Linked DNA regions of Mus musculus: region 2 is linked to region 1. The links are chromatin loops, found by intact Hi-C in ENCODE. Cell type or tissue: left cerebral cortex. All regions are shown on one strand. Links, peaks and the distances in the headings refer to the core of each region. The heading gives the core; the rest is flanking DNA. Region 1 has its middle 16 kb from the start of Pttg1. Region 2 holds the start of Gabrb2 (gamma-aminobutyric acid (GABA) A receptor, subunit beta 2).

What was found. Peaks named below come from ENCODE experiments on the same cell type or tissue, not always from the same donor. Only the 100,000 strongest peaks of a DNase experiment are listed, where the experiment ranks them.
Region 2: it touches region 1 in a loop (3-fold over the local background); 2 of 42 quality-filtered maps call a loop at or near these places.

Annotation. Positions count from the first base shown.
Region 1 is chr11:43,402,175-43,418,616 of GRCm38, forward strand. It overlaps Gm5782. Among named protein-coding and RNA genes, the nearest start is that of Pttg1, 16 kb to the right of the region's middle. In left cerebral cortex, for the core only: CTCF peaks have their summits at 9,497 (motif pointing left) and 10,789 (motif pointing left); DNase peaks (open chromatin) are centred at 9,482, 10,781 and 11,041.
Region 2 is chr11:42,411,779-42,426,777 of GRCm38, forward strand. It overlaps Gabrb2 (gamma-aminobutyric acid (GABA) A receptor, subunit beta 2), which reads left to right and starts at 8,996. Exons shown (of 9, transcript NM_001362647.2): 1 at 8,996-9,648; 2 at 9,774-9,865; 3 at 10,803-10,870. The coding sequence starts at 9,572. It overlaps Gm34591 (a long non-coding RNA gene), which reads right to left and starts at 9,437. Exons shown (of 3, transcript XR_388590.4): 1 at 9,258-9,437; 2 at 2,815-2,950. In left cerebral cortex, for the core only: a CTCF peak has its summit at 11,687 (motif pointing left); DNase peaks (open chromatin) are centred at 7,568, 8,219, 8,657, 9,510 and 4 more places; H3K4me3 peaks cover 5,612 bases; H3K27ac peaks cover 3,346 bases.

The sequences.
Region 1 (16,442 bases), core at 5,476-13,475:
CTGCTGAACTCAGAGCTCACTAACCCAGCTGGTCTAGCCAGCCAGGTTACCCAGTGGATCTCATCTCTGGAACCCTGGTGCTGGGGCACAAAAGAAGCCGACACCAGCTTTTGTCATGGGTTCTGATGGTCCAAATGCCAGACCTCACACTTGTGTCCCAAGTGTTTTATCCACTGAGCCAACTCCCTAGCTGTAGGGACCTTTTAACTTTTGATAGGCTTACAGACAGAGCAGCAATAAATATAACTATGGGATAGCTAAGGATCCAAAGTCAACATGGAGACCAGGGAGTGAAGTGAGCTCAAGTTTCAATTGCTACAAGGAGAAACACACAGAACAAGGTAGATACTGATGCTGGTGGATGAGAAGCAGTGGACTCTAAGAAGCAGTCACAGGCCAGTGAGTGACAGTGGAAATAATGCAGCAAAAGCTGACAATGACCCAGGATGTGGCCACCACCTACAGTATCTGAACACTGGTGACTGGATGATGTTTATTTGGGACGTTAAACATCTAGAAACAGAGGAGTTAGCAAACTGGTTAATGCAATAAATCCAAGTTTTTCATGAGCGTAAGAGGGAGAAATGGGGACTTGTGAATGTATAACACTGCCAAGCATGCTTTACTGTTGTGTACCTACAACATCTGGAATCCCTGAGCAAACATTTTTAAAATTCTTTCAATAAATGTAACATCAACTGCTGTTTCATGAACCAAAAATAAGCCATGAAGAAGGCATGTATTTCTTGGAGAGAGAGAGAGAGAGAGAGAGAGAGAGAGAGAGAGAGAGAGAGAGAGAGTCAGTACCACGTGTGTGAGTGGGTGCTCACTAAAACCAGACGACAGTGTCAAATCTCCCAGGGAGGAGTTAAATAGGCAGTTGTGGGTCACCCAATATGGATGCTGTGAACCAAACTTGGATCCTCTAGAAGAGCAGCAAGCACTCTTAACCACTGAACCTGTCTCCCCAGCATCTGTCTCTGGGATCTTTAACATCTCCTAGGGAGTTCCAGATAAATTAACAGCCCATCACAATCATGTCAGGGTAGGACAACTCCTGGCACATTGAGATATCAAGTTAAGGGCATATGCTTCAATTTGTAAATCAGCAAAGGATTCAGAAATGAATTCAAAGCTGAGAACAGAAAAGAGATTTAAGAAAATGAAAACCAGCCAGGCGGGCTGGAGAGATGGCTCAGTGGTTAAGAGGACTGACTGCTTTTCTGGAGGTCCTGAATTCAAATCCCAGAAACCACATGGTGGCTCACAACCACCCACCCGTAATGAGATCTGACGCCCTCTTCTGGTGTGTCTGAAGAAAGAAAAGAAAGAAAGAAAGAAAGAAAGAAAGAAAGAAAGAAAGAAAGAAAGAAAGAAAGAAAGAAAGAAAGAAAGAAAGAAAGAAAGGAAGGAAGGAAGGAAGGAAGGAAGGAAGGAAGGAAGGAAGTCAGCCAGGCACGGTGGCACACACCTTTAATCCCAGCCTCAGGAGGTAGAGGGAGGAAGACCTCTGTGAGTCTGTGGTCAGCCAGGTCTGCCAAGCAAGTCCAGAGCAGCCAGAGCTTGTTACATAAGACAAACCCTGTCTAGAAGAGGAGGGAGGAAGAGGAGGGAGGAAGAGGAGGGAGGAGGAGGAGGAAGGTAAAGACCAAGGAAGCATAGCAAACAGCAAATGTGGTTGCTAAATGGGTAAAACGTGGCTGACTAGAGAACAGGGATAGGATGGGAGTGGGTGAAAGATTTGTTAGGACTTCACAGAAACAAGGTATTCTGTGGGCATTTCTCAGTACCAGCATGAAGCTGCAGGAGTCCTGTGCCTATAGCTCCAGTATGCATCCTGAGAAGGACTGCCCCTAGCACACAATCCCTCAAGCTTTTTCCCAAACCCTAGCCATCACCAAGCCTGCGCAGAAGTCCAAATTGGGCAAGTGAAGCAGAGCTGAGTTCTAATTTGAAATGATAACTTTACTTTTGTATTTGGTTTCTTGTTTTCCAGCCTGGCCAGTGTCATGTGTACTGACTCCTTTCACCTGTCATCTTTGAAAAAAAGGAAACAATAACCCTTATGCAAACATTTTATCTGTATGATTCGGCACTATACAGACATGACAAAATGGGGCATTTAATAGCACAGAACTTGTCACTTCTTTGAACTATGTCAACAGCTCCAACACGTTCCTAACAATCACTCCTCCCTTGGGACATAATAAGCTGTTTGCATTTGGTGTTAGCTCTGATACTTTAATTGCTATGTAGCCTGACCGAGGTCACCTAGCATTCTGTGGGTCCCTAGGAGCAGAATCCTTAGCTTCCTTGTTTTCCTGCGGAACTCTCCCACTCACCTCCTGTCTGCTATTTTTATCTTTCGCACTCTTAGTTGCACATAACGAAGTCTTCCCTTCCACCTCCAGTGATGGGGGGAGGGGTAAAAGTGCCAGCGAATGAACAAAGCACCATAACCAAGAGAACCTGAGCTGTGATGAGCAAAACTACTGCAGAGAACAGACCGGAAGATTCTGCTCTTTTCCCAAGGAAGCCTCGAGCGTGCGGTAGGGCATTCCCTCCCTCTGCCGTTTCTGAGTCAAGCCAGTTTCAGAAAGTTGCCGTTCCTCGCTGCCTCCTGCCAACCGGCTGGACAGTCTTGTTTCTCAAAATCTGGTGCTGGAGTGGAACAGTGTCTCCTAGCTATGACAGGGCAGCTGCACCCCGGAACTTAATGACCAACTGCCTGCATAAGATCTGCACAAGAGCAAGCCAGTCAATACCTTGGCATGGAGCCAAGAGGGCTTATGAGCCCAACCCGTAATCGAGGAACTATTGAAAGTTGAGGGCTTCTTGGGGAAGGAGAGTCAGTTTTCTTCAAGGTTATGACTCCCAGTTGATTGATCGTGCTCCAACAGATGACCAGATAAAGGCAGCACAAGTTGGACTCAATATTTTTGATATTGTTATTTTGCTTTGTTTGTTTTATTTTTTAAAAGGGTGCACAATGTTAAGAAGGAATGAGGGGATGGGGATGTATCTAAAAGAAGTTAAGGGAAAGGGAGGAGGAGTTGGGTAAATAATATCAAAATACACTGTATGCATGTATTAAATTCTCCAATAGTAAAATACTATATGAAAAAGAAAATCAAGCTACAGACAGTTATACATATAAAATGAAGATAATTTTGAATGAAAAAAAAAGAACTGGACCTGGGAAAAGTCTGTGTGTGCGTGGGGGCGGGGGGTTGAATGACTAGGCAAATGGCCTAAAGACCCAGGATTATGTGAATAATATAACAAAGCAATTTAAGTTAGATGCTAGAGTAAAATTACCTATAATAGCCAATTTAAGTTTTAATGCCATCCTCCAGCTAAATGAATTTTATAAGATACAAAAAGAAAAAGAAAAAAAAAAACCCAAAGGTCAAGAATGTCCTGCGTGCAGGTTTTATGGCTTTATAAGAAAAACTCAAATACCTCAAATTACATGAAGAATTTTGTAAAAGAAAGTAAAACAGAAACCAGCAAGTGTGAAAAGGAGATGTATATTACAGGCATAGAAATGTGTTTCTGGTAAAAAGAAAATGTTTTTTGACTAAAGGGGGAATTATATGGTGAAATCTAGTTTTACTTTACAACTAAGGAAAGGACTGTTTCAAAATGGAAATAGGGGAAAAAGTAGGACAAAGCCAGGAGGTTAAAGTATGTCACAAGAAGTTAGAGCTTAGAGATGGTATGGCCATGACTAAATTGACCATAATCCAAAATTATTAAAATTTCCTAAGATCAGGATTTAATGTACTGATGCAGAACTGGAACCCAATTTTCTGTCTAAAAAAAAAAAAGTTTTCTTAAATGTTGGCCTATTCTCTATAACAGCTACCAAACACCAGCTTAGAGAAAAGGGATTTTACATTCTATCAAGGTAATTGCTTATATTATCTGCTGTGTTTTTAGGGCTTTTAACCTCTTAGGAAACACTCCCAATAGAGCAGTGGCTCCCAACCTTCCTAATACTTGGACCATTTAATACAGATCCTCATATTGTGGTGACCCTCCAACCATAAAATTATTTCTGCTGCTACTTCATAACTGGGACTTTGCTACTGCTATGAATGGTAATGTATTTTTGTAAATAGAGGTGTGCCAGGGAGTCATGACCCACAGGATGAGAACCACCGTAATAGAATCCTGCCTATCTACAAAATCTGTTTTGTCCAATTTTATCTGAGTGTTATACAACAACTATATTTTAAGCCACTGTTTGTGATTCAAAACTACTTCTTCTAATATAGTGGTCCCTATAATCTCAGGACTTGAAAGTAAAGGCAACAGAATCAATACTCAAGGTTACGCTCAAGTTCATAGCAAGTTGAGACCAGCCGGAATGGATGAGACCATGCCTAAGATGAAAAACTAGGGCTGGTGAGATGGCTCAGTGGGTAAGAGCACCCGACTGCTCTTCCAAAGGTCCGGAGTTCAAATCCCAGCAACCACATGGTGGCTCACAACCATCCATAACGAGATCTGATACCCTCTTCTGGTGTGTCTGAAGACAGCTACAGTGTACTTACATATAATAAATAAATAAATCTTTAAAAAAAAAACCCAAAAACTAGTTTAACAGATCTGAGTTTTTGCCAGTCACACATTGTATGCCAATGCCCAAGGGGCTGAGAAGACAGCTAATATTTTGACCCCATACTCCTTCCTTGTCCATCATGTCCCACTGGACTCCATTAAAAGCATCCCAAAGCTTGGGAGGCTCATGTCTTCTTGATCAGAAAAGCTACGGGCCTTTGGTTAGTTTGGACTCTAATAGATATACATCATGTGAAGAGGAGACTCAATACAGAGGCGAATACCCTCAATACTGCCAAGTGTACCAAGTATGCCCACAGTCACTGAGACCCTAACCCACCTCAGCACATGGCAAAACTAAGAGAGCAAACACTAAAGTCAATAAGGGACCTTTCCCACATCCCTAAAAGTAACCTTGAGGAGATTATTAGGTTCTCGCAAGCCTCCTCATTCACCCCGAAGCATGGCGACTGACAGGTCAGGATTACAGACCAGAGCTATAGTGGATTCTCATGCTTTTCCTAACCGTTACTGATGCGTTCTGCAGCCTGAAGCCTGGGGAAGGACTTCACCCCCTAATCAGTGATCTCTCTCTTATGGGCTTTTAACTCCCTATAAATCACCCATTAATACCCCAGCGTTGGCCAAAAAGTTTAGCAGAGACTATGGAGCAGTGAAGCTGTGTGCCCAGGCCTCTGTATACAATTCCTTCTAATGACCAATGATCACTGTCCTGCATCTTAAAGATGCCTTCTTCCTGGGTCTCAATTCATTTTTGCCTTTGGATGGACCAGTGTGCAACATCAGAATAGGCAACTCGCCTAGACTTTTCTTCCCTGGGTTTCGGAGCCAGCACCCACACTTTTGGACGAGCTTTAGCTAGAGGTCTAAATGACTTAACTTTAAATAATGGGATGGTCTTACAATGCATGGATGAAGTTCTTATATCTGACCTCCTTCTTTAAATGGATCCTCAAATCACCTAATGCAGTCTTTAAATTCCATAGCTGACAGAGGGTATGATCGAATCCAAAGATCCAATTATTATCCCTAAAGGTATTAAATTAGAATTTATCTTAACTCTAGAGCATAAAGCTCTTTAGATGATTGTATTCAAGCCATCCAGGCCCTTACAATCCCCAACACTTAGAAAATAACCTAGGGTCTCCGGAGGCCTTTGCAAGACTAATAGACTACTCAAAGCTTCTAAGTTCTGGATATGGCCTCATAGCTAAACTTCTATATGGATCCCCAAAGGGGAATAACGACAAGAATAACAAAAGCTTGTGATAAATTAAAAGCTTCTTTTTTAAAACCCCTTCTTCAGGGTTACTGTAATTTGATGAGTTTTTAAAGTGAATGCCAGTGAGTAGTCCTGAGAGTCTCACCAATACCTTGAAATCAAAACCGTCTGCCTGGGGGACATTTATCAAAACTGCTTGACCAGGGATGACCAGGATTCAGTAGGCTAACACGTGCCTTTGACATAAGGAACACAAAACTGTATGGCTTCAGATAACCTCAGCACTCAGGAGAAGCTGTTGCCATTGTTACCAAGGTCAAACACTGTGTATATATTCCCCATAATCCCACTGCTGCCTTGTCTGCATTAAATGATTTGCAAAATCAAATTGAAAACATGTCAGATGCCAGCAATGCCTTCTTGCTAACAGCTTTTGAATGGGATCTCTCTCTGGGTGTTTTGTAGTAGAAATGGATCATGCCTATTACAGTCTGAGAAGTAATTCTATTCATCTTTGGTCCTCTGTGTTTACCTCTTCTCCTAATTTTATCTCCAAGCTGTGTTGCATCAGCCCAACTCCGTTCTCTGGCTCCCTTGATCACTTTCTGAGGTCTGAAAGTTAGCAAGAGAGGAAACCCCACTCCATGCTCCATTTTAGCCAGAATTGGCCAGATCAACTCTGTTGTTCATCTGCTAAATGATTTTTGGGTCTCAGGTCTTGATGGACATTGTTATGTAGCTAGTTGGAAATGAGCGGGCTTGGATGTCTTTGGAACTGTGGACCCGTTTCTCATAATCAGCAGGTTTTAAAACAGTGGTTCCCAACCTTTCTAATGCCGTAACTTTTTCATACGAATCCTCATGTTGTGGTGACCCCCCCAACCATAAAATTAGTTTTGTTGTTACATCATAACTGTAATTTTGCCGCTGTTATTAGTGACAATGTAAATATCTGTGCTTTCCCACGATCTTGTGACCCCTGTGAAATGATCATTTGCCCCATCAAAGAGGTCACAACCCACAGGTTGAGAACTGCTGCTTTAAAGTCAGAAACTGAAACTAGAAGACTGGTTATTAGCATGGGTTCCAAGTCCTACCTCTGACCCTGGAAATGACATTCTGACTGTCTGGGAGGTCAGTGACAGATAAACATTTACACCTGTAATATCTACCTCTGGGTAAGGTCTAACCAAGGCTTTCTGCTAAAGAACAAGAATGGCTCTCACCCCTTCCTGTAAGGGCCAACCAAATAGGTCTATCAATTACATGGACAGAAAACCATGCCTGCTGGAAAGCTATGTGTTCTAGAAAGTTTCAAAAGAGCATACGGCCTGCCTGGAAATGTTTGTTAGTGTAACAGTTCCTCTGGCCTTTATCTATTCTTACCTCTCAAACCTGCCACTTTACCTATAGTAATTCTACATATATCCTGCGCGCGCGCACACACACACACACACACACACACACACACACACACACCATACACACCACACAAAACACATATATACATACAACACATATACAAAACATATACCAAAAAAAAAAAAAAAAAAAGCCAGGCAGTGGTGGCACACACCTTTAATGCTAGCACTTGGGAGGCAGAGGCTAGCGGATTTCTGATTTCGAGGCCAGCCTGGTCTACGGAGTGAGTTCCAGGACAGCCAGGGCTATACAGAGAAACCCTGTCTCAAAAAAACAAACAAACAAACAAACACACACATACACACATAAAACTCATACATACACACACAACGGGGAGACCAAAGAGAGGCAGAGAGAGAGATCACTAAACAAAAGAATATTGACAATATATAAATATATTTATAAGATATTAAAAAGCACAAACATAACATAATGGCTCCAGGAGGGGAGAATAAAAATAGATTGTAAGTTTCTTGTGCTACACATAAAATGATACACTTTCATTCAGGGATACACTGAGACAGTTAAGGAAATATTCTATAAATACCAACAATGTAACCACTAAAATTTACAGCCAAGTAGATAACAAAGAGATTTCTTCTTTGAGACAGGGTTTCTTTGTGTAATACTGGCTGTCCTGGAACTCACTCTGTAGGCCAGTCTGGCCTCAAACTCACAGAGGTCCACCTGCTCCCGCCTCCTAAGCAAAGAGCATTTTAATAGCACTCAGCTGGGGCCAGTGAGGTGGCTCAGCATGGGAAGCGCTTGTCTCCAAAGCCTAATGGCCTGAATTCTATCCCTGGGACTTTGCAAAAGGAGAAGGCGAAAACCAACGCCACAAAGTTGTCCTCTGACCTCCTTATATAGACCTTAGCACAAGTATGAACATACAGGCATACACCCAAACACACATGCAGGTGAACTCCAACCCCTTCCCATCTCAGAGATCCTGCAACTGCAGTCTCCTCTTTCTCCCCTGCCCTGCTCCAGAGCCAAGTCCTTGCGCAGAGGTCTGGATCCCCAGCCGTTGGTTTTATGACACAGCTCTCAGCCTGTAAAAACCCTCTTGGTCTTGTTCAGGGGATTCCCCTCTACAAGCTCCTTCCTGGGAAGCAGAGATTAACATTCACTTTCTTACAAGTCGTGAGAGTAGGATGGCTCATCACAGAACTCTCTGAGTGCGTGCGTGCGTTCGTGTGTGTGTGTGTGTGTGTGTGTGTGTGTGTGTGTGTGAGAGAGAGAGAGAGAGAGAGAGAGAGAGAGAGAGAGAGAATGAGATCTACTCCAACATCTTCTTTTGAGGGATGAGATACAGAGACTCAGAGAGGGCATATGCACAGAACAGAACACACAACTCTTAAGTAGACCCTACCTACACTCCACATCCAGGGAGCCACTGACCACCCCCACCCCTAATCTCACCCCGCCCCCACAATGACTGGCTGTTTGTGCACAGGATAAGGGAAATGGTTTGAAGGTTGAAGGATGCTTTATAGAATGTCAATATACATGGTGGGAAAATTATTCATGCTGCATTGCTGCTCATCCTATTGGCTACTTGAAGGATGGTCAAGACTCTGCACTAACTTGTCTTTACGCAGATAAATCTTTCCCTAGACAACGCTTTAGTGAGAAAGAGACCAGACAGGGTCAGGGTCAGCAAGAATTTAGTAACACTGTTTCTGTTTTCTTCTTCTTCTTCTTCTTCTTCTTCTTCTTCTTCTTCTCTCTCTCTCTCTCTCTCTCTCTCTCTCTCTCTCTCTCTGTCTTTCTCTCTCTCTCTTACACTCTAATTATGTCAATGATGCAAGTTTTATGCCTACACATCACTTAAACATTAAAAGTTACCATTTAAACACATGTAATATCAGGTTAAACAAAAGTTTAAGTCGATTAAAAAAAAATTATTCAGTAAAGACTCATCACCGGTTATCAAACATAGAAAAAAAAACCCTATTTTGACAAGAGTAAATGCGCTAGTTCATTATCACCTTGCAAACAAGTGACAAGTAACAAAATTAAAACTGTCAAGCACATAACTGAAGTCATGGTGAATACCATGTGACTAGAAATCTACCACACTAAGTTGGGGGTCATCTCTATGCTCTGTGACTTCCTCTCTTCACTTCCCTCTTCACCCCCCTTACCACCCAGGGGACCTCCAGTCCTCTAACAGAGGCCCCTTGTCACCCACAGAAAAGGATTAGGAACCAAGCAATTTGCAGGGGTTGAAGAGGGTATACCGCCCTCTGGTGGAATACTTGGGAATTGGTGCCCACATGCTATAGACCTTTGGTACTGGCAGCAAGTCATGTATTTTTTAGGATAGATCCTTCTTCAGCTGGCCACATCCCCAGTGGTGGGTGTGCAAGGATATGTCACCATGGCCAGCTTGGGTGAAATGGAAGCTCAAAAGTCAGGTCTTCACTTTACTGACTGAGCTATCTCCAGACCCAGGATTCTCACATGGGGCAGCTCCAAACACCAGGGCAGATTCTGAGAACTCCAGCCAACAGCATGAACACATAGCATTTACAGGAGAAAAAAAGTGAGACATAAAAAATAATTGGCTACACCTTAGTCGTCAGCCCGGAGCTCAGTTGCAACTTAGTTAATTGGCTGCAAGGCCTCGGTGATTGAATTCCACATTGGTTTGGTCCGGTCTGTTCCGCTCAAAACAAACAGCCAGCCAAATTACTTATCACAAAATATTTGTTACAGAAAGCATTGTGTCCGATAAACCCAGGAACCACTCTTGTAGAATAAAACCCAAAACCTATCCTGGGCTTTTCTTACAGCCAGCGGGGATATGGCCCTGGGGAGAATGGCTCACAATATCAAATGTCCTGTCAAGACGGATGTAGCAGAGATTACGTAACCAACTAGAATCTGAGCTTGCAGTCGTTAGAATACAAGTACAGCCACCTTACACACACTGTGGCCCCGCGATTCCAGGAGATGCCCGTGAAATGCCCTTGGTGCAGATCTGGTGAGAAAACAGATGCTCTGGAAAGGCTGGGCAGCGGCAGCGACATTCATCCCACCGCCCCAGGTTTATTTAAAGACATTTCAGTGGGGCTGTCGAGATGGCTCAGTGGTTAAGAGCACTGACTGCTTTTCCAGAGTACTGGGATTCAATTCCCAGCACCCACATGACAACTCAAAACTCTCTGTGACTCAAATATCCAACACCCGCACACAGACACAAAACATGCAAGCAAAACAACAATGTATATTTTTTTAAAAAGGTCAAATTTAAAGCATTTCTGTAAGCACCGCTAATTTTAAAAACAAGAGACAGTCTGGGTGTGGCAAAAAAACAAAAAACAAAAATGTGCCCGTCATCTTAGCACTTGGCAGAAGTCAAGATCTGGGAGTTCAAGGCTGGCCTCAGCTACACGTTTAAGGTGGGTCTGGGCTACGTGAGACCCGTGTTTTAAAAGACTATTTCTCAAGCAAAATGTAAGGCAGCCATCAAGCTAAACATGTCTCACATCACAGCTAAGACTGCAGAAAGAAAAGCAAATGAGCAAGAAATGAAGGGGGCGCCCTCTAGTGGCTGATTACACTATCACAAGAAGGCAGGTTCTGGAGATCGGAACAGAAGAGGACTTGGTGCTTGTCTTCAAGGGAAAGGGAAAACCGCCTGATGTAATGGACGGTTCGCCTGAAGTGGACACGTGGAAATGTGTTGTCCCTTCAGTGGATCTTTATAAAGGCATATAGTCTGGCTTTTCCCAAAGAAAGTGACTAATTCGAAATCAGACCATAAATCCCAGGCAGGTTCGGAATCTAACCGAAAGGTACAGACTGACAACCTGGGCATCTCCACTCTGCTGGGTGACAGGACCCTTTTAGAGTGGGAGCTGTGACGTTCGCCATTGTGCAGCCTTTACAGCACTTAGCAGATGGTTACCCACAGAGAAGACATCCCATCTTTTTTTATGATAAGAATAATTAGCATTTTAAAAATGATCAGTGTCCAGTGCTATCTTTTGCTGGTCTCAGTGACTGAATAAGGAAAGTAACAGTCTACAGATAAGGAAATTAGGTCTCAAGACGGCCAGTAACTTGCCTAAGATGACAATGGCAGAGTCTGTACCCAAACACTTAAGCCCGGGAGTCTATAGACCCTGAACTAACAATTCTCAAATGGGTTGATCTCACGAGTCTGTTACACTCTTTAAAATCCCACAATAAGGGCTGTGGGATGGCTCTGTCAGTGTGGTGCTTGCCTGCGAGCACAATGACCTGGGTTCAATCCCAATTTAAAAGGAAATAAAGGACTGAAAAGATGGGTCAGCCATTAAAAGGTAGGCTCACAACAAGAAAGAAAGGAAGGAAGGAAGGAAGGAAGGAAGGAAGGAAGAAAGAAAGAAAGAAAGAAAGAAAGAAAGAAAGAAAGAAAGAAAGAAAGAAAGAGAAAAGAAAGAGAAAAAAGAAAGAGAGAGAAAGAAAAAAAGAAAGAGGAAAGAAGGAAGGAAGGAAGGAAGGAAGGAAGGAAGGAAGGAAGGAAGGAAGGAAGAGGGAGGGAGGGAGGGAGGGAGGGAGGGAGGGAGGGAGGGAGGGAGGGAGGGAGGAAGGGAAGGAAGGGCTGGCTGGCAAGATGGCTCAGAGGGTAAGGGTACTTATCACCAAGACCGGATCTGAGTTTGATATTTAGGATCCATGAAGTAGAAGGAGACAGCCAATGTCATGCAGGTTTGTTCTCTGATCTCCTTAAGTAAAATAGTGGTACACATATCACACCATACCCATGCCCCACACACACACACACACACACACACGATACATGTAATTACTTGTAAATCCAGGCATGGTAGTGTGTTCTTTTCATCCCAGCATTGTAGACGCAGACAGAAACCTCACTGTGTTGTTGGTCAGACACTCTAGTGACTTGCTTAGGTCCATGCTAGTGGAATAGCCTGTCTCAACCCAGTGGTAGTGGTGCATGCCTTTAATCTCAGCATTCAGGAGGCAGAGGCAAGGCAGATCTGGGAGTTTGATGTCAGCCTGGTTTATAGATTGAGTTCCAGGATAGCCAGTGCTATACAGAGAACCCTATCTCAAAAAAACAAAAAACAAAAAAAAAAAATCAAATCAACAAAAGTGCATGGCTCCAAAGGTCTGAGATTTTTCTCTGACACATACACACACACACACACACTTACACACTTACGTGCACACAAATGAATCTGCACAACGATGAACATACATAGACACAAATATTACAAAAGATTACTAAAGACTACAAATGGTTGTATTTGTACAGATTCTGTCCATATGTATAGTGATAAAAAAATAAATCTGAGGAAACCTTTTAAATATTTACTGGTTGACTTAAACATGACTATAATAAGCCTGTTAACGTTAACACAAAATATTCTATGAAAAACAACCTTTCCCTCAAAGGAAGGAAAACAAGTGAGAAGGCTGGCGTTGCTTCGCACGCTTGCATGGCTCGTTAACGTCTGGATCATAGATGACAGCTGGAATCTTGGAGCTGCTTCTGCATTCAGTCAGCTGTGACCTCACACTTAAAGTCCTGTCTGGAAAATGCCACCAGGCTCCTGTGGAAGAATAGGAGAGAGAGAAGAGGTAAGCGGGTGGTGCTATCAACAGAATAGACTCAATCTCATGAATTCCTACAAAAGTCTTGAGTACCCCTGGGGTTCCCTAGACAACCATCAGGAATGGCTACTCTAAAGGACAGATGACAGACAGAGGCCTCTGCTCTCCCAGTAGTCATGTATCCCAGGGAATTCGTTGTGCCTGTCATTTTCTTGTCTACTTTCCCTGGCAACGTTGTGCATCCAGGGGCAGATCTCTTCCCCTGTGCTAGGCATGCAACCACCAGCAAGATGACCCTGAAGAGAATCCTTCAAGCAAGGAAGATGGCCTCTGGCTTAGTCCTAACAACTCTTGCTCGTTGTGACCAAGAATAATAACCTGTTGGCTGCTATTCTGCTTCTAGGAAGAGAACTTGTGGGAAATCTTCACACAATCCCATGGAGTCTAAGAAGTTTGGTATCAGAAGCAACCCACCTCTGCATGTTGATGAAAATATGTAGCTGGGTGTGGGGATGCACGCCTGCAATCCTAGAATCTAGATGCTGAGGCAGGAGGATCATGAGTTCAAGACTAGCCCCAGATACATAGGGAGACGGCTGTCTCAAAATATGCAGTGTGTGTGTGTGTGTGTGTGTGTGTGTGTGTGTGTGTGTGTCCATCATTAACATCAGCATGCTACTTAGTATTTTGTTAACTTGACACAGACCACCGTCAGCAGGGAAGAGGAAATTTCCATTGGAAAAAATGCCTCCATCAGATTGGCTTCATAAATGGTTGATGAGGGAAAGCCCACACAGGCTGTGGGTGGAACAACCCCTAGGCAGATGGTCCTCAGTGGTACAAGAAAACAGGTTAGGGCTGAGGAGATGGCTCAGCTGTGAAAAGCTAGGCTAATGCCAAAAATATAAGAAAGCAAGCTAAGTGAAGCATTGCGCAAGTCCGTAAGCAGCACTCACTCCTCCATGGCCTCTGCTTCAGTTCCTGCCTCCAGGTTCCAGCCCTTGAGTTCCTGCCCTGACTTACAAATAAATTCTGTCCTCCCCAGGTTGCTTTTGGTCAGAGTCTTTATGGCAGCAATAGGATGCAGACTAAGATAAGCCATCTCATACAGGACATATCTCACACCCAGATTACCAGACTGCCCTCTGGACTCTGCAGTCTCTTAACTTACCAAAATTCACATCTCCATGAGCATCAGTGGAGAAATATGTTCTGCCGTCTTCTCTCTTCATCTTCATCTTCTCTTCATCTTCTCTTCTCATCTTCATCTTGCCCTCACTGGGGTACCAGCCACACTCCCTCCACGTGGCTTGAAACTTCAGGTCATTTCGCAGTACCGTTTTTTCTCTTCCTCCCATGAACACATTGGTCTGCTCTGGCACAGTTCCTCTAACAGCAAGTCAATTAAAGAGGCCTGAAAGGAACCACATCTGAGTCTCAAGTCTCTAACCTCCAGAACTGTGAGAATAGATCTCCAAGGTTTCAGCTACCCAGCCTGGCAGACTCCTCTACAAGAGCCAGAGCGCACAGCATCCATCAGGGTCATTGTTAAACTTTGGAGATGCATCCCACAAAGTTCAACAGCCCCAGGCTTGCATGCCCACCTTATGTGATCTTGTGTCTGCTTGGTTAAGATTTATTTTCAATTATGTGAGTTGGGGAGGCCGTTTTGTGCGCATGGTGCAGATGCTCAGAGGCCGGAAGAGCTGTAAACTGCCTGGTGTGGTTCTGGGAACCACATCCCACTCAGTTACTTGTTCCTAACTAAAGAACCATCTCTCCTTATCTCTGTTTTCTTGGCTTCCAGTTCCCTGGCTCTTTCTACTGTCATTTCTCTATCCAACTGTCCTGTCCCGCATGACACCCGTTTCCTTCTGCCTCAATAACAAAGTGGGGCTGGAACGGCTGCTGTAAGTATTGCTCTAGCTCAGTGGCTCTTCATCCTCCCAAGGCTGTGACCCTTTAATGCAGGTTCTCATGTTGTGGTGACCCCAAACCGTAAATTATTTTCATTGCTACTTCATAACAGTAATTTAGCCACTGTTATGAATCGTACTGTAGACATCTGAAATGTGACCCCTGTGAAAGGGTTGTTTGACCTTCAAAGGGGTCGACACCCACAGGTTGAGAACAGGTAGCTACATGCCAAGCTTTCAACCTGGAAATGTAGAACAGTGCTCAATTTAATCTTTCCAGACAAATGAAGATGTTTCCCGAGTCAGGTGCCCTTGCCATTCACTTCTGGTTAGTGTTCCAGCCCCACTACGATTCCCACCCAAAGGTCGAGGTACAGAAGCCAGCTACAACCTGATCTCTGAGCAGCCTGCCGAGGGCAGACAGCTCCCACTTCTGCATCCAGCAGCAACCGTGAGGGAAGTGATGAGATTTGCCATCACCATGGAAACCCCCTCCCTCCCACTCTGCATACTGGAGGGCCTGTAGCCTGTTCCACTGTGTGGTCTGAGAAGTGGACCATCAATCCCAAGCTCCTCCCACAGGACAATGAGGCCTCTTCATAAGGTATGATTCGTCCTCGAAGTCGTGTGTACATAGGACAAAGGGCACTTTGCACTCTTCTTCCTTGCAATCCAGTTCCCCAAGCTGTTAGTTTATCTAGGTCAGTCTCTAAGAGACTTGCAGACTAACAAGGATGAGACCCTTGGTAAGAGTTGACTCTAGCTGGACAGGAGGAACAGGTCCCCCATCTGGTTGTTCCTGTCATTTGATCACGTGTAGCTGAGGTCTCCAAAGCCACTGAGTGCAGCCTATTCAAAAGTCAGCACTGGGGCTGGCAAGATGGCTCAGCAGGTTATAAAGGGTCTTGCTGATAAACTTGACAATTTAAGTTTTATCTCAGGTAGCAGAGACTCCCAAAAGTTGTCCTCAGATCTACACACACACACACACACACACACACACACACAGATTTAAGTTAGCTTTGGGCTGAGATGCCAGCCCTGAGCAACAAGCACCCTGAGAGGAGGGAGGTCTGAGGAAGTTAGCCAGCTTCTGGGATGAGTGCAGGAAAAAGCCAAGTCCACGGCTGCCTTCCTGCAGTCATATGAAGCTGTGAACGAAGACTGGAAAGTCATCTTGCCCCAGCTGCACACAGCCTAAGGTACAGAACCCGTAGGCCCACTCTGCCACCACTGGCCAAGCAAAGCATGGCAGGAGAGAAGGCTGCTGGGGCACATCCTAGAAATGAGAGTGTGGTATCTTTTCCCACCCCATCATCACAGTACTAAAGACACAGGATCACTAGCAAGTGGAGATTTACCTCAACTTGAAGACTGCTACCTGCCTCCAAGTCCGGACATTCATCAACATGGGACACCTGCTACCGCAGCCCAAGCCTTGGAGACTTAAGATCCTGATGTGGTGGGAGACCTTCATCTACCCTGGTTCTCTGAGGTGCTCAGAGTATTGAAAGGATCTCAAGGTTGTGCCTGGAAGGGTAGATTCCAGATGGCCCCTTGTGGTGGGTAGTTTTAATTGTCAACTTGATCAGGTTAACAAATGCTAGCAAGGATCACCTGAGAGTAACTGAGGGGGTTTTCAAGAGAGGATTAATTTAGAGAGACCCAACTCTGGAATGTAGATGGCTCCATCCCATTGGCTGGGGTCCTGGATTGACTAAGAA
Region 2 (14,999 bases), core at 7,000-14,999, 990 kb before region 1:
GCACTTGAGTCATGAACATACTTGGCTGTAAACATACAAAGGGGGGAACAGATGCAGTCTCTCTGAAAATAGAAATCCTGGGACTTTTGATTTTCCAATGCTGGACTTCAAACCAATAGTCTTGTGTTCTGTTTAATAAGCACATTACTACTAAGCTGTATTCCAACACATCTCCAAGTATAAATCCTTTAAGTTCTATATTTGTGGGTTTCTTCACATATACTATAAAGTATATTAGATATATTTTTCTATATTAACTAGAACTGGACAATCGAAGGCATAGTATTAGATATTATAAGCATTTAGCTAGTCACTAATTTTAGCACCATATGGATTGTTTTGAGACAGTTTTTCAGCATATAGTCCTGTATAGATTGAAACATGTTACATAGACAATTCATAGAGATCATGTCTCTGCCTCGCACATGTTAAGATTACAGCTGTGCACCATCATGCGAAGCTTCAGGGATTTCTTTTTATTTTAATTTGGTTAGCTTTATCTGAATTTGTTTTGTTTTGTTTTTATTTTTCAGATACAACTTTTCTCCTAATTGCTTGAATATAAATATGCACTTCCAATCTTAGTTCTGGCAGTCTGATTTCAGCTTTAACTTTTGAAATATATACACATTTTCCAGAATTCTGACATTTGGTAGGCTTTCAAAAAATTTAAAAACTTTAGAGTCATTAGCATTCATAGCCAGGTAGATAAACATCCTGAAAAAAAGGAGAGAACACTAGAACTGCCACAAGAAAGTGTGACCAATGTTCCAGAGAAATTCAACTTAAGCAGATCAGATCAGATCATCTGTTTTTAGACATCTCTCCTTGGCTAGAGATGTAAGAGAGAATGTAAAAAGTTACTCCATGATTCTGTCACGGTGCCATGTCTGTCAGTTTGCATATGCACAGTAATAAGGGACTTATACTTCTCTATTCTCCCCAGTCAGGTTTGGAGAAACAGTGGAGAAAAAGAGAACACTTCCTTCCTGTTCCATCCATCTCTAGCTTGTGGGATGTAGTGTTTTATTACTGCGGAGACTTATGTGAATGTAATTAGCATCCCTGTGGTGTCAGACTCTAGGTAATTTCCTCATTGAACAATTTGCCTCCATTTGAAGCATCGCTGCTAATTTCATTTCCTACTTTGAGGTGCACTTTGCTTTCTGTATTCTTGAAGATCGATTAATCTGAGGTGGTGCTTAAAGGTGTCCTACTTGAAAATATGTCTCATAACTCAGGCCTCAAGAGTGCCTACTGGTCATTTGATTTGTAAAATGCATAGGCCCTCTGTTGGAGTTGAGATTTTATTTCAGTTATATTAACTTAGTCGATGAGAAGAGTTGAGAGCTTGAGAAGACAGGAGTTTTCTTTTTCAGGAAGGGCCTTAGCCCTTGAATATTTTTTCACAAACTGTAACCATAATGATACTGACATCACGACTAAGCTCGCCCTCTGAGGGGGTGGAAGGGTGGGACTGGGAGGAGAGGAGGGAGGGGGTTGTGTTCCTGCTGTAAAGTGAATAAATTAACTAGTTATTGGAGAAAAAATACACTGACATGTCCTTTTCTTCTAGTCTGAGAAAGAAGTTACATCATATGGGCATGTTGTTGGCAGTGACTAGATTCCCCTACATAAAGCATTTGGAATAATTTTTGACACAATGAGTTATTGTATTATTTTGGTGAATATCTTCTTAGTTAAACACTTTAAAGTGATTTATAGTTTACTGTGTCCATATAGTTTACCCAAACCAAAGTTCAATGTTGAAGGATATTCAGGACAGAGTGAGCATGGAATTCACATATTTTTCTTTAGAATAAATAACTTCTTATTAATTCGTAAGCTTAATTCATACTTCATGCTATTTCCAGAGAATTTTCTATTTAGGTCTCAGAAAGGTAAGGTTAGCCAGAAAAACAAACCAGAGGTATTGTTTAACTAATATAGTTTTGAACCATACTTCATGAACTCATTTAGTCAGACCTATTGGCAAACAAAATACAAATTCATTTATATGTAGGATACATGGAATGATTTTCCAGTGTGTGAATATAGTGTGTTTATGTACATGTGTTCATGAGTAAACCCATCATTATATTTTATTTAATGAAGACATGTACCTATTCCAGGGCACACACGTAGAAGTGAGAGGACAGGCAGAGGTCTGGTACTGACCTTTCACCCACTTGAGACACACCCTTTGTTCTTTTGCTGCTGTGTATGCCAGGCAATCTAGTCCATCGGCTTCTTCTATTTCCACCTCAGATTTCCCCAGAGAAGCATCAGGATTTCAAATACACACGACTGCACCCAGCTCTCCATGGGCTTTGGGAATTTGAACTCAGGTCTTCATAATTTTACAGTGTCATTTTTCCAGACTGGAAAAGAGCTTTTTGTTAGGTGTGTATGTTTGCGTGTGTGTGTTTTAGTTGGTTCCTATTTTAATGTCATAGTTGTCCAGGCAGCCATATACCTGATAACACTTTATTAAGAGGTCCAAGTTTGTGCTGTGGAATGCCCTGAAACTAACATAATATCTGTATGTGTGTGTGTGTGTGTGTGTGTGTGTGTGTGTGTGTGTGTGTGTACATATCACACACTACACTTTATTTCTACATGTTATTGGGAACTGTTTCTGCTTTTCAATATTGTTAATTTTCTGGACATTATTTTGAAATATGGATCAGTATTCAAAACTGAGAGCCATTATTCATTCTACAAGCATGATTATAAATTCAAATGTTTCAATGGCTTAGCAAAACAAGCAATCACTGTCATGAAACTTTCTTCCCAAGTCATCAGGATGATTACCCAGTATCAGGCCATAAAGAGTAACTTCTAGAACATCCCGGTTTTCTGCTCTGGTCATTCTTCCTGGACTAGGCTCAAGCTCCAATGACCTTTTGCAATCACATCGTCTTCAGCCTTGGAGGAATACTAGTTGGTTCTAGAAGAGAGCACCAACAAATCAAAGAAAAAAACCTACATTTTACAATGTCTTGCTTTGATTCATAAATATAAAAGTAAAATAGATAAAATATGACTATAACTGCATAGCAATTATACAAAAATAAAAAAAAAAGAAAGACGGGAAAGTATATGGTGCCAAGAAGTGGGTAATGCTCTGGCCCCAGCCTAGCTCTGAACACCCATTTCTAAGCATTAGAGTGCAGAGAGCCAAATACACATGGAACCTCTGCTTGTAAGATGTACTGAAACATGACCAAACTGAATATATCATGACCAGCATTACTTGACTATCCCTACCACCCTGTAGGTCAGACCAGACATATAGGAATCACCGCCAAATCCTTCCATCCCCCATTCTCCAGATCACACCTGTCAGAAAGGTTTGGCAGTTTGTCTTTAGGATGAGAGTGACATGTTTGTTTCTATCATCTCTGTCTTAACTCAGAGCAACATCATCTCTCATCTGCGTTCGCCCCTCAATTCTGACAGATCCCTTTCAGCCACACCTGTCATTCTCCAGTGTGGTTAAGATCCATCAGCCACACTTCTGCTTCCAAACAGAGCCATATTTCCGTTGTGTCTTCAGTGGCCACTCCTGTTCTCACCCTCTAGTTCTGCTATTCTTTCTTCAACTCTGCATCAGGATAGACTATCTTTCTTAGTGTTACTTACATTTGCTCTTTCCCTGTTTCATTTCTATGTAGAACATCATTCCCTCTACCTCCATCCCTTTCTTATGTCTCCTCCTCTTCTAGCATACTGCTCCCTGTTACAGGTCCTGTTCATGCCTCATGCCTTACTGTTTTGTTTTGCGACCCACTGAGTTTTAACCAGGATCACCGCTGTGGTTGCAGGTTCATTGTTACTCACTGGAGTTTATTAAACTCACTCTTTGGTACACTCTGAGGGAGCTAACTTTCCCTGCTCAATAATCCATCCATTGTCAGTAGTTCAGCAGAGTAGGACCATGTCTCATAAGGCCTGACTAGATTCAGAATCACCCACTGACATGTCCAGTCTTGCTCCAACTCAGTGCAGCTGAGGTTTCTGTGAGCTTATGATTGCAATGGCTGTGTCCTGGCCTAAAGATAGCATTTTGCTCTCTTCCTATCTTCTGGATCATGCATTGCCTTAATTGCCTCTTCCTGTAGTATTAAAAGTGTCCTGTTAAGAGCTGAGCACTCAAGCATCATTTAGTCTAACAATCTTTTTTTTTATTAGATATTTTCTTTATATACATTTCAAATGCTATCCCAAAAGTCCCCCATACTCTCCCCCCACTCCCCTACCCACCCATTCCTGCTTCTTGGCCCTGGCATTCCCCTGTACTGGGGCATATAAAGTTTGCAAGTCCAATGGGCCTCTCTTTCCAGTGATGGCCGACTAGGCCATCTTCTGCTACATATGCAGCTAGAGACACGAGCTCTGGGGATACCGGTTAGTTCATATTGTTGTTCCACCTATAGGGTTGCAGACCCCTTCAGCTCCTTGGGTGCTTTCTTTAGCTTCTGCATTGGGGGCCCCTTGTTCCATCTTATAGATGATTGTGAGCATCCACTTCTGTATTTGCCAGGCACTGGCATAGCCTCATATGAGACAGCTTTAACAGGGTCCCTTCAGCAAAATCTTTCTGGCATATGCAATAGTGTCTGGGTTTGGTGGCTGATTATGGGATGGATCTCCAGGTGGGGTAGTCTCTGGATAGTCTATCCTTTCATCTTAGTTCCAAACTTTGTCTCTGTAACTCCTTTCATGGGTATTTTGTTCCCTATTCTAAGGAGGAATGGAATATCCCCCCATTGGTCTTCCCTCTTCTTGATTTTCTTGTGTTTTGTAAATTGTATCTTGGGTGTTCTATGTTTCTGGGCTAATATCCACATATCAGTGAGTGCATATCTAATGACTTCTTTTGTGATTGGGTTACCTCACTAAGGATGATATCCTCCAGATACATCCATTTGCCCGAGAATTTCATAAATCCGTTGTTATTAATAGCTGAGTAGTACTCCATTGTGTAAATGTACCACATTTTCTGTATCCATTCTTCTGTTGAGGGACATCTGGGTTCTTTCGAGCTTCTGGCTATTATAAATAAGGCTGCTATGAACATAGTGGAGCATGCTTGAGCAGCCGTGAGTCTTCAAGTTCACTGTTATTCACTGCAAAGAGAAGCTTCTGCCTATTAGGGTGAGAGAGATACATTTGTCTATATGTATCTGAACATAATCATCTACACTGCCATATCATGTAGGCAAACTGCAGTGATGAGGTCCCTCGAGGTCTATTATACCCCATGAATGGTTTTTAAACAAGTTGAAAGTAGCAGTCATGCATGTGTCCTCTCCTGTAGAGTGGGCCTCAAATATGCTCTCAGGGTTTTTGGTCAGTCCATAACAGTTGTGCAGCTATTGTACAAGCTAGCTCCTCTTGCCTGATTAGTTGGCATTGGAGCTCCTACGGTTCATGGCTGCCTGTATGACACCTCTATGTACTGTTGGAATTAACCAACAGGAAAGGCAGTTTTTGTTTAGTTCCAGCCCAAGGATAGCTTACCTTTCAAATTTCATGATGTGAATCGTTTCTTCAGTTACAAGTTTTACCTACAGCCTCAGAGTGAGTAAGCATTAAACATTAGAGACCATTTCATTTTCATGTGTTCAGCTTGCAATTATTTCTATGATCATCATTTGCCATATTAGAATATACATTCCAAGAGGGTGAGGGGCATATCTGTCTTCAGATGATTGTGGTCATTGCTGATCAAATAACATTTATCCATAATGATGAATAAATAGTACACAAAGAGAAGAGTGATAGACAGTGGATGGTTGTTGCTACTTCACATCTACATACTAGAGACTCAGAGATGACTATAAAACCAAGCTCTCCATGGGTCCATATAACTTCAGATTAAGGAGATTTTTTTTTTCCTTTTCCAGTTTTGTATTTTCTTAAGTAGCTATACCAGCAGATCTTCCCGAGAGTCTCAGGAGTACGATCTATTTTAGGCATGCCCATCTTACGTCTTATAACTAGAATAAGTGTATTTTTAATATTAGTCCCTGGAGTCAAGGATAAGAGATGTCCCCGGGAGCTACCACATAGAGGCAAATGGTCTCCTTCCCTCTTCTGACATTCTGTTTTCTCATCCTTCAAAAGGCTCTTTTGATTTTCTCCAAATGGCTGCTCTTTTATTCTCCTCAGGCAAATTTATAATAATTGCATCCGATCTGTGTTCTTCCAGTCTTTAAAGATGACTGCCACTCCACATTGTTTGCTTTTGTATCCATTCATTAAAGACTGCTAATATGTGCTAATCACATGACAAATGCTACTCAAGTGATTACATCATTCAGCATTAACCCAATGGAGAAAACGGTATTAACATTTATCTAGACTTAGATAAATAAAGGAGACCACAGTTTAGAAGCATCAGTGTCTTGCAGCTATTTCTAGGTGTCTGAGAAGACCCATTCTTAATAGATTTTCAATATGCACTTATTTAATCATTTAATGCATTACTATTATTATTTTGGATGGATGTGAGAGAATTTTGTGATTTATTTTGTTTCCTGAATTTCATACTTTCAGCCCAAACTAGAAAACCTTCCTGAACGTGATGGATGGATAAGAGGATTAATTAATAGAAAGAAGTCTGTATTTGGAGATGTTTTTTTGGAGATAAAGGAATTTTCTAAGACTTGATCAAATTATTGGCTAACTACTTTGGGAATCTTTTGGTTATTGAAACATATTTTTCTCTTTTCATTACATTGGTCTTGAATGTTACTATTACTGTAAGAGCAAAGAAAAGGAAGTCAGCAAAAGGTGCCTCTGCCCCACACCAGTGTGTGCGTGTGTGTGCGTGTGTGCGCGTGTGCGTGCGTGCGCGTGCGTGAGTGTGTGTGTGTGTGTGTGTGTGTGTGTGTGTGTGTGTGTGTGCGCGTGTGCGTGTGTGTGTGTGTGCGTGTGCGTGTGTGTGTGTGTTTGTGTGCGTGTGTGTGCGCGCGCATTCTCATGTAAGCCTCCAGCCTTGCAGATAGTCCTGCAGTGATGCATCTGCTCTGTGTTTATGGTGCTATGTTTTACCTGTCTTTAACCTAGAAACTTCCCCAGATTATTTCCCTTTGGTTTGTCTTCTGCCCTAGGGAAACTATCAGATTCCTGCTGGCAACCATCCCTTCTCCACAGTTCCCTTGGAGTCACCTCTCTAAACTGCCCCAGAATAATAACTCTTAATTTCCTGAGATGCGCGCAAGGGGATGGAAGTGGGGGTAGGGGTGTCTTGTACTATGTGGGTCAAAAGGGGAAGCTGAACGTGGTCACAGTGGAGACTAAAAAGCCTTCAGTTGGAATCTTGTAGCACCAAGCTAGCTGCGATCCCTGGGGATCTGGTCTCTGCTCTCACCAGAGAGACCTGCTGGACCACCAGTCTGTTGTAATCTGTGAGCTTTCCCATCCCACAGGCGCAGTGGGCGCTTGGAGGTCCCCCGCGTGGCAGCAGAGAGCTAGCAGAGTGTGAGGTTCTGAACTTTAAGAGTTGAGGTAGTCTAGTCTAAGGGTTAGAAACACTGCTTTATAAGCACAACTCACTTTCCACCCTTCTCCACAGAAATGACCTTGGACATGTTCCTCCGATCGATGTGCTAGTTTCTAAACCCGTAAAATGGGGTCACTAAGGAGTCAACTTTGAGCTAATATTGCTTTAAGCGCGGCTTTCTGCACATGGTAGGGACTCTCGGTAAATGACAAGGCTCAGTAGTAGATTTAGGTTGGATACTGGGGTCCAGGACCCAGTGTTGAGTTCTGCCTTTCTACCTCTTCATCAAAGAGTGCCAGGGTAGTTGATGCACCTGCTGTACTCCCTCCCTGTCTTCAGGATAAAACGAGGAACACGACTCTAGGGCATCCCAGTCCCGGTGCTCTCGGCATCCTCTTCCCCCCCCCCCCCCCGCAACTCCTCCCCTCCTCCAGCGAGCCCCAAGCAGAGGAAATGATTTTTCCTATGAAATGAGTCTGGATCTGGTGTCCGTGTTGAGCCTGGAGCTGGAGGGAAGGGGGCAGCCTTGGGTCCCCTTGGGCTAGGAAAGGGATGAGGGAAAATTGTGGTGTGTAGATAGGTGATTTGGTGGCTCAAACGGTCTCGGGGTTCCTTCATTGTGCCTGTCTTCTGTGAACCACTGGGTTTGGACGCAGAGGTGCAGCTTCAACTGTCCAGAGCAGAGCGGCAGTGGTGCAGCTCCGTTGGGCCACAGTAGTGGGCGGCGAGCTCCTGCTGGTGAGGTAAGGAGTGGTGGGTGGCAAGGACTGTGAATGCACGTGTCTCGTGTGTGTCTGTGTGTGTGTGTGTGTGTGTGTGTGTGTGTGTGTGTGTGTGTGTGCGCGCGCGCGCGCGCGCGGTGCGCGTGCGTCCGCGAGGCGTGGGGGGCCAGAGGAGCGCATCCCACCCCGCAACCCGCCCTCGCACTGGATGCCTTTTGGCCCCGCACCTGTGCTGGAACGCCTGTCACCCTCTGTCCCTCACGCCCCCACTTCTTTTGTTCTTCAGTCACACACACACACCTCATCCTGACCACTTATAATTTCCTAGTGCAGAGTCAGACCCAAACCCAGAGAAGCCTTTGCCTGACTGCTCCCCTCGCCCCCTCCCCCTCCTGCTATAAATAGCTGGACTAGCGGGTCAGGAGCGTCACAGCGCCAGAAACCAGGACCCCGAGGTTTTCTTCCCAGGGAACAGGGGGCAAAGGGGGAGCAGGAGGAAGAGAAAGAAATCACTCGTGAGTAGTGAAGAAAAAGCTCGCCCCTTGACTCCCAGGAAAAACGAGCATCTTTGGATTCCTGTATCCTTCCCCTTTCTTCTCAAAGCCATTCCGATTCTTTCATATTCACAGTCCACTCCCCACCCCCACCCCCCCTCGCTCAAAATCCAACGTTTGCTCAGCACTCCTCCCATTGGTTTTTTTTCTCCTCCTCGGACTCTGGTTCCCACTGCTCCCCTCCCCACCCCTAGCGCTCCCACCCCACCCCCACCTCCTCCGCTTGTCCCAGGCAGGGGATTGCTATTCTTAAGGAAATAAAGTTCAACTCCTTGCCCCTTTCAACTGGCTTAGACCGGGAGGAGAAGGGTTTCAGGAACCAATCTTCCTCCCTACACCCTACTCCTATTTTTCTTTTTAATATTTAAGGGGACACACACACACACTCTCTCTCTCTCTCTCTCTCTCCCTCTCTCTAAAATCCCACCACGTCGTGAGGTGCAACTACCTCCTAGAACAGAAACTTACCAGACGCTCTGGTTGCTTTTGTCTTAAAGAAAGAAAGAAAAAAAACCAACGAAGATTTTACTCTGGATGCATTTCTGGGGTAGTAGTTTAATATTATTCAAACATGTACATATTACACATATATATGCTTCTTTTCCTTTTTCCCCTTTAATTTTTTTAAACAAGGAAATCTCGGTCCCCGGCAGCCGCCGCTGCCCCTTTGATGTTTTGGTACGCCGTGCGCATGCGCTCCACATTAGAATTACTGCACTGGGCAGACTAAGTTGGATCTCCTCTCTTCAGTGAATCCCTCAATCCCACCAGAACCTAAAGGGATGTGGAGAGTCCGGAAAAGGGGCTACTTTGGGATTTGGTCATTTCCCTTAATAATCGCCGCTGTCTGTGCTCAGAGGTAAGTGTCCCTTTCCTTTCTCACTTGTCAGGGCTCTGTCTGCATACCTCTCTGTGAGCAGGGCTGTTGAAGATGCCGTGCTGTCTTCTTTATTCATTCCTGGTTATTGTCATTTTTTTCTTTAGTGTCAATGACCCTAGTAATATGTCGCTGGTTAAAGAGACGGTGGACAGACTGTTGAAAGGCTATGACATTCGTCTGAGACCAGATTTTGGAGGTAATGGGATTGCCTTGCAAATAAGAAACAGCCCAGCTCCAGCCCAAGCTGTCTTTTGGGCTTTGTGTGCACTCTCTTTCCTCTCCTTAGTTGTGGGCGCATGTGATGTATAGAATGTTTTCCTATTTTACCTTGCTGAGAAACAGATCCAAACTTAAGCCAGTTTCTGTCCAGCACTTGAGAGGTCTTTCAAGAAGACCCCCTTAGAGTGTGACCAGACTTTGTAACCGCTCTCGTTCTCCTTCACCGTGATACATCTTTGTTCCCAGTCTGAGGTTTCTTGAGATACAAACCTCTTAAGTTTAGTTAACAGTGTGCCCAGCCGGGGATGTCTTATAATGTGAGTATTTTTGAGGACACAGTGTGCAGGCGGTTGGCTGAGAGGTGGCTTCAACTCTCTGTGCCCATCTACTTTAGAAGAGTTCTGGCCATGGTTTAAAGTGGCTCATGTCGGGATTCCACCCAGCCCTATATGCGAATGGCATAGGGGAGAAGGGGTTCTGGGGAATTGAGAATAAAGATAGCAGAGGAAAAAGGGGCATCTCTCCCTGGAGCCCCAGATATGCTAGTGTGGCCATTTAATTTTGCTCAGACTCTTAATGGAATTAAAGAGTTAAAACCTACACACAGAAGTGGGTGGGGAAAAAAAGAGGGGGTTTCAATGCAATCTACACGAATCCCTAGGGCTCTGTGAGTTGTAGGAATTCACATGCTGAGACATCAACATGTGTAGACAGAGCTGGCAACATTGTCTGACCAGCACATGTGTGCATATTCCTAGAAGAGTATCCCCACATTCATACTGCAAAGATATGGGAAAGTAATGAATATATGGATTAGCTCTACAGAGGGGGTTTCTTTAGAGTTCCCAGTGACAACTCTTCGTATGAATGACTAAGTTCTGAGAAGTCACATGGCTGACCATCTTGGTTTGCAGGTCCCCCTGTGGCCGTAGGAATGAACATTGATATTGCCAGCATTGATATGGTTTCTGAGGTCAATATGGTGAGTATTAATGCTCATAGATACGTCTCTATAATGGGGACTGTGTGGGGGCTGTGCAGTTGCTGGGGGGGGTGGAGTATGTTTGAATATGTGTATAATGTGGGGACAGGAGAATAGTATATTGCTCTGGAATTCATGGCATGTGTAATTACAAAACAACTGCTGGTTTTTTGCACTTTTCCCAATTTGGATCCAATACAGAGTGAGTAAAGTATCTCACACATTCACTTGTACAGGCAGCAATATGCTGGAAGGCCCCCTGCAGAAGTGATGGCTCTCACAGCTTCCTGAAAGCCTCAGTTTGTCGAGTTACAGTTCTGTGTTTGGGGCTTAGTCATGGTAAAAGGAGCATTTAAATGTGACTAAATAAATAAATGAATAAATAAAACAACCAAACAAAAACCTACCAGGAAGTCTATCATACAAACTAAACTCTCACAGAGTGACTAAGTAATTAGTTCTGGGGTGTTGATGCCCACTTGTTGCTTTAGGAAATTGATTCCTAGTACTTAATGACATTTGACATCTCTGCCCCTCCCACCACCTTCCATCTCCTTTAACCCCTTCTGCTAATCCACTGAAATCAAATAAAAAACTGGCCAGTCTTTATCCAAAAAGGCAAGATTAATACCAAGTGTACTTTCTTACTGCTCCTGCAACACTAATCATTATGTGTACCAAGCACACACAACTTATTGTCAGCAACACTCAGTCTTTGGACAAAGGATAAGAAGAGAGAGAGGGGTGTGAGAAGAACCTGTGTTCTCCAACAGGGAAGCACTTTTGGGGGGGTATGCTTCATGCAGGAGCGCCCCCTGCTGCCCACGTTGGAGCACTGTGGACATAACATGACAAGGACAAGTGTCCCAGATTCCCCCAGTTAACTCAGGGACATTTCTCCTGTAAATTCTCTCTCTCCCTCTCCCTTTCCCTCTCTTTTCCTCTCCCTCCTTCGCTGTTCCCTTCCCTTCTTCTCTCCCTCCTTCCCTCCCTCCCTCCCTCCATTCCTCCCTGTTTCCCTCCCTCTCTCCTCTCCTCTCCTCTTTTCTTCTTGGCAGTGTATCTAGATCAAGTGAGCCTTAATATTCCAGCAGTCCTTTCAGATCTGATAGCACACAGCCCATTTCATATTGTTCTATGACATCCTCCTGTCTTCCTGTCTTGAGACTGGACAAATAATTAAAGACAGAGATGAAATGTGTAAGCTTTTATACAAACACTTCTAAGCCAGCCATTGGGACATAAAATTTAGGGCATACTAATTAACTCAAGAAATTTGAAGTATTAGGATTTAGCCTGGCTCTCACCTAAATTTAACAGAAGTTCTCATATTCCCAGAATTCAAAGTGGCATCTAGCATATCAGTTACAGATGCTGGGCAATAACAATCTAAAGGCATCATAAGATTCTGAGCATTTTTCAGAGACTCTGGGGGGATCATCAACTAACTTAGCAGTGGTTTAATAACAGAAAGTTTATAATCTAATAACTGGGAATATTTTTATTGTATGATACACAAACACAGAAGAAAGATAACATTGGATGACTTGAATATGTTGAAGTTGTGTCCTAACCTGGGTACCTCTACAATCCCAGGTACTTGGCTCTAAATTGAATTTCTAATGTCAAAGTTAAATAGAAATCAATTAAGGTTTTATATTTTCTACATATGCTTGGTCAGACTTGTATCTCATTTATTATTTTAAATTTTTTGCTCATCTTCTTCCAATAAAGCTTTATTTTACTAACTGCTTTTTAAAGACATCACAAAGTATCTCATAGAAAAATATTTATGAGATAAAGCAATGCTCACAAAATGACTCCAGGTAACTAAAATAGGTTGGAAATGACTTGAGGGTATTATATCCTTACATGGCATAGAGTGTTAAACCTTTTGTTCTCTTCAGAAACTTCAACTGACCTTTTCCCCCTGCATGTACCATTTTGGAGTGGGATCAGAGGTGGACACAATGCCAAGACCTGCTAGTCAAAATATAGATCCAGCTGAGGCAGGGTGTAATCACTTTGAGCTATTTACTGTTGCAGAGAAGTCATGGGATGTCGAAAGTGCAAAAATAAATGTCAGCTTGTAAATGGGACAACAGTGTAGCATTAATGATTTGAAGCAGGTGTGAAAAATTCCAAGCCAGACTCCTTTCTTAGCTTAATGCTGACACCAGTGCATTTGTCCAGCCACACTTTGGGCTTCCAGTCTTACTGACCTAAAATGAATCCTCCAAAACAGTTTTGTAACACATATAACTACTATTTTGTTTCAAAATATGGTTATTCACTTGGAAGCAACAGATGAATCAGGCCCCCATTGGTAACTCACTATGAGGCTTGTATTGTATCTAGTGCAAAGGCCTACCAGGGTTAGGATGTTTTGATTATATTTATTATCTAAAGAATGATTTTTTTAACTATTTAAGTGAAATCTCAAGGTTGATTAATGCCCTTGTTTGTTCATATGGCTTGTGACCTATTGTCTCTGGTAGCTGTAACTTTTATTATTGTGTATCTGCCTTTCAAGAATGGCATTCCACAGACCAGTCACATATTTGAACTGCAGCAATATAAGTGTGTATTGATGGGATTTTTAAAAAAAAGAACAGGTGATATTTGTAGAAAGACCCAGAGCTGGATCAGGAGTGCTCGGTGCCAGCTCCATTTCTTGGTCACACTGTGGTTATTCAAAGTTTAAGGGTCTTTATATCCTTAATTGTCAAAGGAGGGAATAGTTCTTTTTCTAGTGTCCCAGATAACTACCAGGATTAATAAAATGACATTAGTTGCATTTAACTTAACGAGGGGGTAAAAAACAGGCAAGCATTCATCACACCCAGCATACAGCCCTGCTGTCCTGTGTTCATTTTTAGTAGCCATGTACCTCATTAAGGCTCCATTTCTTCCTGGTTGAATGATACAGAATAAGCATTAAGAGACTTCCATCTACAAGTTACACGTATCTCTAGCTACAGTTGCTTGTTATAGCAGTTGTTGAACACATAAAAGTTTCAGGGAAATTTTGAAATAGATAAAAATCTGAAAGAAGTCCAAAATTTCTAAACAGTGTGTCATTCTGAGGTCTTTGGAAGGTGGTGACACTGTAGCGGGTTCTCCGCTTGAGTGACCATCACCCAATGGAAAGTCTTTGGGCTCCATGATCTCAGTCAGATGCCGCTAAGCAGGAAGCTTGGCTCTAGAATGAAATATTTTTAGATGTCTTGGTTAAATTGGCAGGAATCTTTTTGTTAAGATTCTTTGATGAAAAGTGCATTTTACGATTCAAATTTGGCTCTGAGAATTATGGACCAAAATAGCTTTTTCTTCATTTGAGGCAGATTCTTCATTTTTGAAATGGCACATTTGCCAACCAACTAAAGCAATATTTCACTTTTCAGGAAAGAGTTCTAGTAAACACATTCACAAAATTACCTTTTTATGGAATGGCAAATGGAGAGAAGTAATGCTTTAAAAATATACAGATGTTTCTTGTATCGCCAGCTGCAGAGCTTAAAATTCCATTCAAGGAATAGTTATTTAGCAGTTACTATAAGCAAGATATGTGTAAGGCCTGATGGACAGAGCAACAAAGGATATCACCCTAGCCCTGACCTCATGTAACTTTATATACATTTAAGTGTGTGTCAACCTTTAACTCTGCCTCAGGTTCTGACATTTGCTTAGCCTACATCTTATCTTTTCATTCATGTCTTTGTTCAGCAGCCAATCAGGTGCCTAGTGGTCTCTCTCTTCTATCAGTCTTTTGATGCTTAATTTCAATGCTCATTTAGTATTTGGTCTGACGAGTTGGTTTATTTGCTACATAGTTTGCTATCTGCTTCTATAATATTGATGAATTATATCAAACAAATAATATTGTCTATGATAGTATGTGAAGTTTCCAGCACAGAAAGAAGAATTAATTGTCATAACAGAAATTTGCTATTAACTGTCTACAATCTATAATGCTGATGTGGAGAAATACAGCATAGAGTCATATCATAGTGCTTAATTTGAAGACATGCACCATTTAAAATAATGTAGACTAAATTCCAATGTCAAGTTGTAAGTACATTGAAGGATAGAACATTATAAAAATATAGAATAACGATGAGCTACATAG